Linked DNA regions of Homo sapiens: regions 2 and 3 are each linked to region 1. A link is a contact called in ENCODE POLR2A ChIA-PET data. All regions are on one chromosome and are shown on one strand. Each heading gives the region's core, a stretch centred on a gene start or an enhancer-like site at or near the end of the contact. The rest is flanking DNA. Distances are from core to core; before and after follow the strand shown. Region 1 overlaps MYO9B (myosin IXB). Region 2 overlaps B3GNT3 (UDP-GlcNAc:betaGal beta-1,3-N-acetylglucosaminyltransferase 3). Region 3 overlaps EPS15L1 (epidermal growth factor receptor pathway substrate 15 like 1).

Evidence for each region. ChIA-PET counts read pairs that join two places held with the same protein, here RNA polymerase II (POLR2A).
Region 2: POLR2A ChIA-PET joins it to region 1 with 12 read pairs in CD4-positive, alpha-beta T cell. The contact joins two enhancer-like sites. POLR2A ChIA-PET finds 5 or more read pairs at or near these places in 2 of 52 experiments (CD4-positive, alpha-beta T cell and activated naive CD4-positive, alpha-beta T cell).
Region 3: POLR2A ChIA-PET joins it to region 1 with 10 read pairs in GM12878. The contact joins two enhancer-like sites. POLR2A ChIA-PET finds 5 or more read pairs at or near these places in 4 of 52 experiments (GM12878, T-cell, activated CD4-positive, alpha-beta T cell and 1 more).

The regions. Positions count from the first base shown.
Region 1 is chr19:17,182,416-17,185,203 of GRCh38, reverse strand. It overlaps MYO9B (myosin IXB), which reads right to left. Exons shown (of 40, transcript NM_004145.4): 16 at 1,336-1,375; 17 at 217-339. Among named protein-coding and RNA genes, the nearest start is that of USE1, 32 kb to the left of the region's middle. RefSeq lists an enhancer at 689-898. Within about 2 kb of position 1,492, at least 8 of the 41 ENCODE cell types and tissues checked have a DNase peak (open chromatin) inside an H3K27ac peak, as active enhancers do; they include GM12878, where a contact is called at or near this core.
Region 2 is chr19:17,802,060-17,804,759 of GRCh38, reverse strand. The region is part of intron 1 of B3GNT3 (UDP-GlcNAc:betaGal beta-1,3-N-acetylglucosaminyltransferase 3); the gene reads right to left. Among named protein-coding and RNA genes, the nearest start is that of B3GNT3, 8.3 kb to the right of the region's middle. Within about 2 kb of position 1,304, at least 2 of the 41 ENCODE cell types and tissues checked have a DNase peak (open chromatin) inside an H3K27ac peak, as active enhancers do.
Region 3 is chr19:16,445,765-16,448,464 of GRCh38, reverse strand. The region is part of intron 1 of EPS15L1 (epidermal growth factor receptor pathway substrate 15 like 1); the gene reads left to right. Among named protein-coding and RNA genes, the nearest start is that of EPS15L1, 25 kb to the left of the region's middle. RefSeq lists enhancers at 2,515-2,574, 2,685-2,700, 2,499-2,700. Within about 2 kb of position 1,369, at least 32 of the 41 ENCODE cell types and tissues checked have a DNase peak (open chromatin) inside an H3K27ac peak, as active enhancers do; they include GM12878, where a contact is called at or near this core.

The sequences.
Region 1 (2,788 bases), core at 243-2,742:
TGGGGTTTCACCGTGTTAGCAAGGATGGTCTCAATCTCCTGACCTCGTGATCCGCCCGCCTCGGCCTCCCAAAGTGCTGGGATTACAGGCTTGAGCCACCGCGCCCGGCCAATTTTTGTATTTTTACTAGAGACGGGCTGTGCTCGGTGTCGGGTGAAGCTACACAAGCCTGAGGCTGAGCTGACCGCCACCTTCTGCCTCTCCTGCTCCACCTACCTGGAACTGGGCGCTGATGCTTGGTGGCTTTTTCTTCTTGTGCAGGTGCAGTAGGGACTTGGTGGTGCGGTCGTGCAGAGTCATGCTGATGATGAGTTTCAGGGACTTGGAGTCCAGTAGGTTCTAGGACAGACACATGGGGTCCGGCCTGCCCTCCCACAGCCCACACGGGCACGGGGAGGCATCACAGGTGTCCCCGAAGCCAGGGCAGAACAGCGTCCCCGCAGCGAGTGCCCGGGCAGCAGCTCTTAGGTTTGGTCTCAGGACCACACTATTGATGTGGGCCCAGTGGAATGAGGTGGGTTTGCACCTTGCACACAGCGCTGGTTCCGGGAGGGCTGATGACAGCCTCTTTCACAGCCTGAGTGGCTGCCCCATTTCCTCTTCCTCTGGGTTAGAGAGGAAGCCAGTGCTACTGAACCTGGCCGTCCCTCTCCTCTGCATAGCTCCTACAGTTTACATTACTTGAGTCAAGAAGGGCCAGGTCCTTTCTGTGCCATCCGCATGAGCTCATCGGACAGGCCACCATCATGTGTCAGCCAGTTCTATCAGCTGACAAGAGGAATTAGCCCTCTCCCATCTGCTAACTAGACTGCAAGGCTATTCTTACTCTTCTTGCAAATTTCTTAAATTGCTGCACTTGTATGTGGAAACGAGACAGAGCGCTTGGGAGGTTCTCTGTCCTGTCTGGAAGCAGCCCAGTAGCCAGGGACTGAAGATGGGGGTGTTAAACGGAAGGGTCCCATTACGTTGGGGCAGGATGAGCTCTGTGGTGCTATGAACCCACTAGAGCTCCCCATGGGACCAGGCTGAGGCCAGACTTCAGCTATGCTTACGCCCCTAGCTTCCTCCCTCACCCCTTCTCTCTGCCTTCTCACGTAAGCCCTCTTCCATAAGCCGCTGTGTGTGCAAATACCCCATCTCAGACCCTGCTTCTGGGAAACCCATAAAGAGACAGCTCTAAATCATCTCAACACGAGAACATTTTTTTTTTCTTGGAGGGAGGGGGAGATAGTGGGAAGGAGGAGGAAATGAAGTTGCAGAAGTGAAAGCTCTCAAGACGGGCAGAGAAGCAAGATATCTTGGAACGTGTCGCGCGGGGTGTGTTTTTTTTTTTACCTTTGGAATGATCTGCTTTTGTTTGATACCTTTACTTTTCCTGTCAAAATATTAAAAATGGTTTTGTGAACAAAAGGAACACAGTGTCGGGATTTGGGTTAGTTCAGCAAGCCACGCCTGGCGGGTTAGACTGAGAGACACAGAGAGAGGGGAGAGAGTGAGAAGGCGCAAGTGCAACAAGGCCACCGCCACCTCTCCACGCTGCACACCGTGGCGTGCCTCAGCCACTGTCTGTGGACACCAGTTTCCCTGGGTTGGCGGCACCCGGACTCTGCTGGTGGCTGCCCCAAAGCTGAGTAAAGTGTTTAGTCTGGGGGCCATTCGGATGTCTGAGAAGTAGGAGGGGCTGGCTAGGAATCTACAGGGTGGGACGTGCATCCAGCGGGGCTTGCTATGGAGGAACTGACATATCCCCCAGATCACAGCAGGATGCCGAGTGGGGCGGAGGGAGCCTGAGCAGTCCTGGTGGTGACCAGGTGACCAGGCTGTCTTTGCCATGTGCTGGTAGATGCCAAGCAGGCCCACAGAGGCCCTTCTGGAACCCTCTGCTGGCAGGGCAGGGACTTGCCCTGCAAAATAACCAAAATGGGGCCTGGGTGGGAGCTCCTTTCAGGATCATGCTGGTGGGAAAGAAGAAAACCAAAGCTGGCCAGGCGCAGTGGCTCACGCCTGTAATCCCAGCACTTTGGGAGGCTGAGGTGAGCGGATCACCTGAGGTCAGGAGTTCAAGGCCAGCCTGGCCAACATGGTGAAACCCTGTCTCTACTAAAAATACAAAAATTAGCCAGGTGTGGTGGCGGGTGCCTGTAATCCCAGCTACTCAAGAGACTGAGGCAGGAGAACTGCTTCAACCCAGGAGGCGGAGGTTGCAGTGAGCCGAGATCGTGCCACTGCACTCCAACCTGGGTGACAGAGAGAGACTCTGTCTCAAAACCCCCCCCAAAACCCAAAGCTGCTCTTTTGGCCGAGGTAAGGAAGGGGATAGCTCCTGTGTTCTCAGACACCTTATGGAATCTTGCAGACCAAGGGGGAAAATAAATAAATAAGTAAATATATTTATTTATTCAAAAGGCCTGGTGCCTTTTGAAGACCGGCTAAGGAGATGGTAACTTGTAGATCTGTGAGATGCCTAGCCATCCGTGGTTGCATTCAGTTTCACCTGAATCCCTGTGGGGTAAAATAAGGCACAACAAGGACAAAAGTTTGAGGCCGAGGTGGGCGGATCATTTGAGGTCAGGAGTTCAAGACCAGCCTGGCCAACATGGTGAAACCCCATCTCTACTAAAAACAGAAAAAAATTAGTCGGGTGTGGTGGTGCACACCTGTAATCCCAGCTACTTGGGAGGCTGAGGCAGGAGAATCACTTGAACCCGGGAGGTGGAGGTTGCAGTGAGCCAAGATTGAGCCACTGCACTCCAGCCTGGCGACAGAGTGAGACTCTGCCTCAAAAAAA
Region 2 (2,700 bases), core at 55-2,554, 620 kb before region 1:
ATGGTGAAACCCCCGTCTCTACTAAATACAAAATATTAGATACAAAAATTAGCAGGGCGTGGTGGCTCATGGCTCATGCCTGTAATCCCAGCTACTCAGGAGGCTGAGGAAGGAAAATCGCTTGAACCCAGGAGGCGGAGGTTGCAGTGAGCCAAGATCACACCACTGCACTCCAGCCTGGGCAACAGAGCAAGACTATGTCTCAAAAAAAAAAAAAAAAAAAAAAGCTGGGCACGGTGGCTCACGCCTGTAATCTCAGCACTTTGGGAAGCCGAGGCAATCACTTGAGCTCAGGAGTTCGAGATCAGCCTGGCCAACATGGCAAAACCCCATCTCTACTAAAAATACAAAAATTACCCGGGTGTGGTGGTGCGTGTCTGTAATCCCAGCTACTCAGGAGGCTGAGACAGTAGAATCACTTGAATCTGGGAGGCGGAGGTGGCAGTGAGCCAAGATCAAGCCATTGTACTCCAGCCTGGGCGATAGAACAAGACTCTGTCTCAAAAAAAAAAAAAAAAAGAAAAAAAAGAAAGAAAGAAAAGAAAAAAAAAAGGAAAATAAGATGAAGAAAGTCATCAATGTTTCGATCACAGCCCAGATGTCCAGATGTTAGGGGGTGGAAAAAGAAGGACCAGAAGGAGCAGAATGAGGAACCTCTGGGCAGTGGGAGGCTCAGTCTGGTATCCAGGTGAGAGCTGTTGGCACACCATGGCCTATAAGCCAGGAAGGCCCAACAGGTATTGATTGTGTGTGCTGTGTTTTAAGAGACAGGGTCTCACTATGTTGTCCAGGCTGGTCTTGAATTCCTGGCCTCAAGCAATCCTCTTGCCTTGGCTTCCCAAAGCGCTGGGATTACAGACATAAGCCACCTTGCCAGCTAATTAAAAATTTTTTTTTTTTTTTTTTAGTGATAGGATCTCACTTGCTCTGTTGTCCAGGCTGGAGTGCAGTGGCGATCATAGCTCACTGCAGCCTCCAGCTCCTGGGCTCAAGTGATCCTCCTGCCTTAGCCTCTTGAGTAGCTGCGACCACAGGCACCAGTCACCATGCCTGGTGCCAACAGGCAATTGTCATATGTTCCCTGCATGTTACAGCGCCTACCCTGCACTCCTGTTCAAGGTGGGTGAAAAAACTTCACCCCAAGCCAGACACGGTGCCACCAGTGTCCAGCAGTGACATCCAGGCTGACTCTTGGGGACCCTCGCCTGGCCGCCCGCTGCCAGACCAGTCGGTCCTGCCTGGAGCTGTTTGCACTTCACGTGCCAGTGCGATTTTGCCATCCTCCAGAACCCACTTCCTCAAATGCACAGAAAAGCCATTTATTTCCCCTGCCAAGACCCAGAAGCCACCGCCTGGGGTGTGGCTGCAGGATGTGGGTCCTCTCTGCTGCCATCTTTCCCACACAATCTCTGCCCTCACTCATCTGCTCCAGCTGCACCAGCCTCCTTAAACATGGCCGGGAGCTGTGGCCCACGTCTGTAATCCCGGTACTTTGGGAGGTCAAGGAGGGCAGATCACCTGAGGTCAGGAGTTTGAGACCAGCCTGGCCAACATGGTGAAACTCTGTCTCTACTAAAAATACAAAAATTAGCCAGGTGTGGTGGCACACGCCTGTAATCCCAGCTACTCAGGAGGCTGAGGCAGGAGAATCACTTGAATCCAGGAGGTGGAGGTTGCAGTGAGCCGAGATCGTGCCACTGCACGCCAGCCTGGGCAATATAGCCAGATTCTGTCTCAAAAAAAAAAAAAATCCTTTAACACCCAGGCTCAGGCTGGATGCAGTAGCTCATGCCTATAATCCTTGCACTTTAGGAGGCTGAAGCAAGAGGGTTGCTTGAGCCTAGGAGTTCAAGACCAGCCTGGGCAAAAAAGGGAGACCTGTCTGTGCTAAAAATTAAAAAAAAAAGTAAAAAAATTAGCTGAGTATGGTGGTGTATGCCTTTAGTCCCAGCTACTCGGGAGGCTGAGGTGGGAGGATCACTTGAGCCCTGGAAGTGGAGGCTGCAGGGAGCTGTGATCACACTTCCAGCCTGGTGGCAAAGCGAGACCCTGTCTCAAAACAAACAAAAACCACCCAAGCTCAGCCCTGCCTCAGGGCCTTTGCACCTGCCACTGCCTCCACCTAGGACCCCCTTCCTTTCCAGCTCTTTCCGTAGTCTTCATATTTAGGCTTCCCCTGAAATGTCACCTCCGAGAGGCTTCGACCTCCAGGCTAAAACACCTAGCCCCAGCACTGCTGATGTCTGTAGCATTCACCACCATCAGACATGGGAAATCTCTTCGCTTCTCTCCTGTCCATCTGCCCAGCCAGCCTGAAGCCCCAGGGCTGGGCATCTTATCTCCTGCAACTGTGCTCCCACAGGATGCTACCTAGTTTGTTGCAGAAGGGAAAAAGTACGATAGCCATCACCTCCTATCTCACTGCAGCCTCGCCCCCACTCCACGAGGCAGCAGCCACAGTCCCCTGCCGCACACGTTCTGCCTCAGAAGACAGATTTATAGCTTGGGAGACTAGTAAGCCTTGGGCACCCGTGATTCAGTCAAGATAAGTCACCTGTAATCCCAGTGCTTTAGGAGGCTGAGGCAGGAGGATCACTTGAGCTTAGGTGCTCAAGACCAGCCTGGGTAACACAGCAAGACCCTGTCTCTACAATGATTTTTTTTTTTTTTTGGAGACAGAATCTTGCTAGGTCACCCAGG
Region 3 (2,700 bases), core at 120-2,619, 740 kb after region 1:
TCCATCTCCCGGGTTCAAGCGATTCTCCTGCCTCAGCCTCCCGAGTAGCTGGGATTACAGGCATGCGCCACCATGCCTGGCTAATTTTACATTTTTAGTAGAGATGGGGTTTCTCCATGTAGGTCAGACTGGTCTTGAACTCCCAAACTCTGGTGATCCTCCTGCCTCGGCCTCCCAAAGTGCTGGGATTACAGGCATGAACCACCACGCCAGGCCTTACATGGCTCTTTCACAGTGCAAACATAAAGTTTGTCTGCCAATCTTTCCTTTTGTGAATCGGGCTTTTGGTGTCAAGTCTAAGAACTCTTTGCTTTGCCCTAGATCCTGAGGATTATGTTTTACATTTGAATTCATGATCCACTTTGAGTTACATTTTGTACGAGGCATAAGACTTTTAGTTCGAGGCCCATGTTTTTCCTATGGATGCCGATTGCTCCAGTGCCCTTTGTGGAAAGGCTTTCCTTCCTCCTGAAATACTTTTGCACCTTTGTCAAGAAATCCACTGGGCAGATCTGTGTGTGTCTGTTTCTCAGATTCTACATTCTGTTCTGTGCATTACTGTCTGTGCCCGCCCCCTGCCAATACTCCACTGTCTTAACTACTCTAGCTATAGAGTCAGTCTTGAAATCAGGTAGACTGACTCTTTCCACTTTATTATTCTTTTTCAGAATTGTTTTAGCTTCTCTGCCTTTTTTTTTTTTTCCGAAGATGAAGTCTTGCTCTGTCGCTCAGGCTGGAGTGCAGTGGTATGATCTCGGCTCACTGCAGCCTCCGCCTCCCAGGTTCAAGTGATTCTCCTGCCTCAGCCTCCTGAGTAACTGGGATTACAGGCACCTGCCACCATGCCTGGCTAATTTTTGTATTTTTAGTAGTGATGGGGTTTCATCATGTTGGCCAGGCTGGTCTTGAACTCCTGACCTCAGGTGATTCACCCACCTTGGCCTCCCTAAGTGCTGGGATTACAGGTGTGAGCCAGAGTGCCTGGCCCTGTAATACTTAAATTACTAGTGAGATGGAACATTTTCTTTCTAACTTTGCTGCATCTCTTCTTTCTGAATTGCCTCTCTCTTTGCTCATTTTTAATTGAGATGTCTTTTTCCTTGTGATTTGGAAAAGCTCTCTTTTCACTTGCCAAGTCTTCTCCTTCTCTTGGTAACATTTACCTTAGCTCTGCTGTAGAAACCTCTGATGGAGCAGTTGGAGAGAGCTGCCCATCCAGTCCAGGAAGGTTAGACATACCCCAGCGTTTCCCTGATGCCTTTTGAATGTTTTGAGTCAAGTCCCAGTTCTGCCCCGTGCTTGCCACATGACTGAGCCAGGTTATCTCACCCGCAGAATGTGGGCCGGCCTGCTGGGAGGGCTGGGCTCACATTGGGTGATGGTTGTGCAAGGCCTGTGGGGGCCTCTAAGGGGAAGGCAGAAATGGAAGGATTATCAAGCAAGCTCTACTCCGGGCTATGTTTTTGCATCCATATGTTTTTCTAAGTAGGAACTCAGACTGAGATGTGTTTCAGTGTTATATGCCTAACTTCCTGCAAAACTTGGCAGTGGCATTGAAAAACATAGCCATTATGGGGTCTCAGCTTTCCTGGGGAAATGGCAGGTCATCGAAAACACTGGCTTTCAAGTCCATTTATATGCTCAAATTGAGTGTTGCCTTTTGACCTCTTCTGTTTAATAAAATGCTCCAGCACGTCATCACGGACGTGCATTTTCCCAGGCCAGCATATGCATGAGGCTGTCCTGTGGTCCGGTGCACAGCCCTGTGACACCTGGGCTGTCATTACAGGGTGCACAGTAGGTGAGGGTCTGACTCCAGGACCACCTATCCTGGGTGCTTCACTGACTGTTGCTCATTGGCTGTTGTGGTCCTGAGTAGGGCAAACTCAGTTTCCCCACCTGTCAACTGGACTAGTAATATTACCTGCCCTTTAGCGTTGTCGGGAGGATGAGAGGTACTGGATAGGAAACAAGGGATTATAGGTACTTCTCTGAACATTTTACAGTGAAAATGGATTGCTTTCCAAAAGTCATTTTGAACCAAGGCTGATGATCATTGGTTTGTTTTGCACAAGAGCGCGTACTTTGCTAGCAGAGTGAGAGTGAGAGTTTGGGCAGGAGGCAGCCAGGCATGAAGATGTAGGAGGCGTCCTGCCCTCGGCCACGTGCGGGGATCAGAGTTGGGTGAACCCTGCTTAGGAGTCGTTAGAACACAATCCTGAGACAGTTTCTCCTCCGAGGTGGTTCTGCTGGGTTTCTCCATCTCAACTGCTGTTGTCCTGGGTTACAGTTACAGGCGCTTGTGTGAATTGCGGTGTTTTAAAGCCTTCAGAGCAGAAGGATGTGAACTTGTCCTTCTCCTTGTGCCCCTCTCTCTGTCATCCCACTTGTAAATTGTTTCTGGGCTGGAGGATAAGTGAGGAGGCCACAGGAACTTTGCATGTTGTCTCTTAGCATTTTGAGTTAGGAAGAGCAACTGAAAGACCGAGCTGAAAGCTACACTGAACCTCATCAACAATTCACACACTGCAGAGGCGAAGATGGCGTCTTCTCAGCACAGTGGGCTGGGTCAGGAGAACACATCGGGTCAGCTCTGCTGCACTTCCTTCCATTCCTACGGCCATCCTGGTGCCACCTGCAGCCTCTTACGGTGCAGGCCTCATCCCCTGGTGCGTCCCCTCTCTGCTGTTGCCTCGGGCT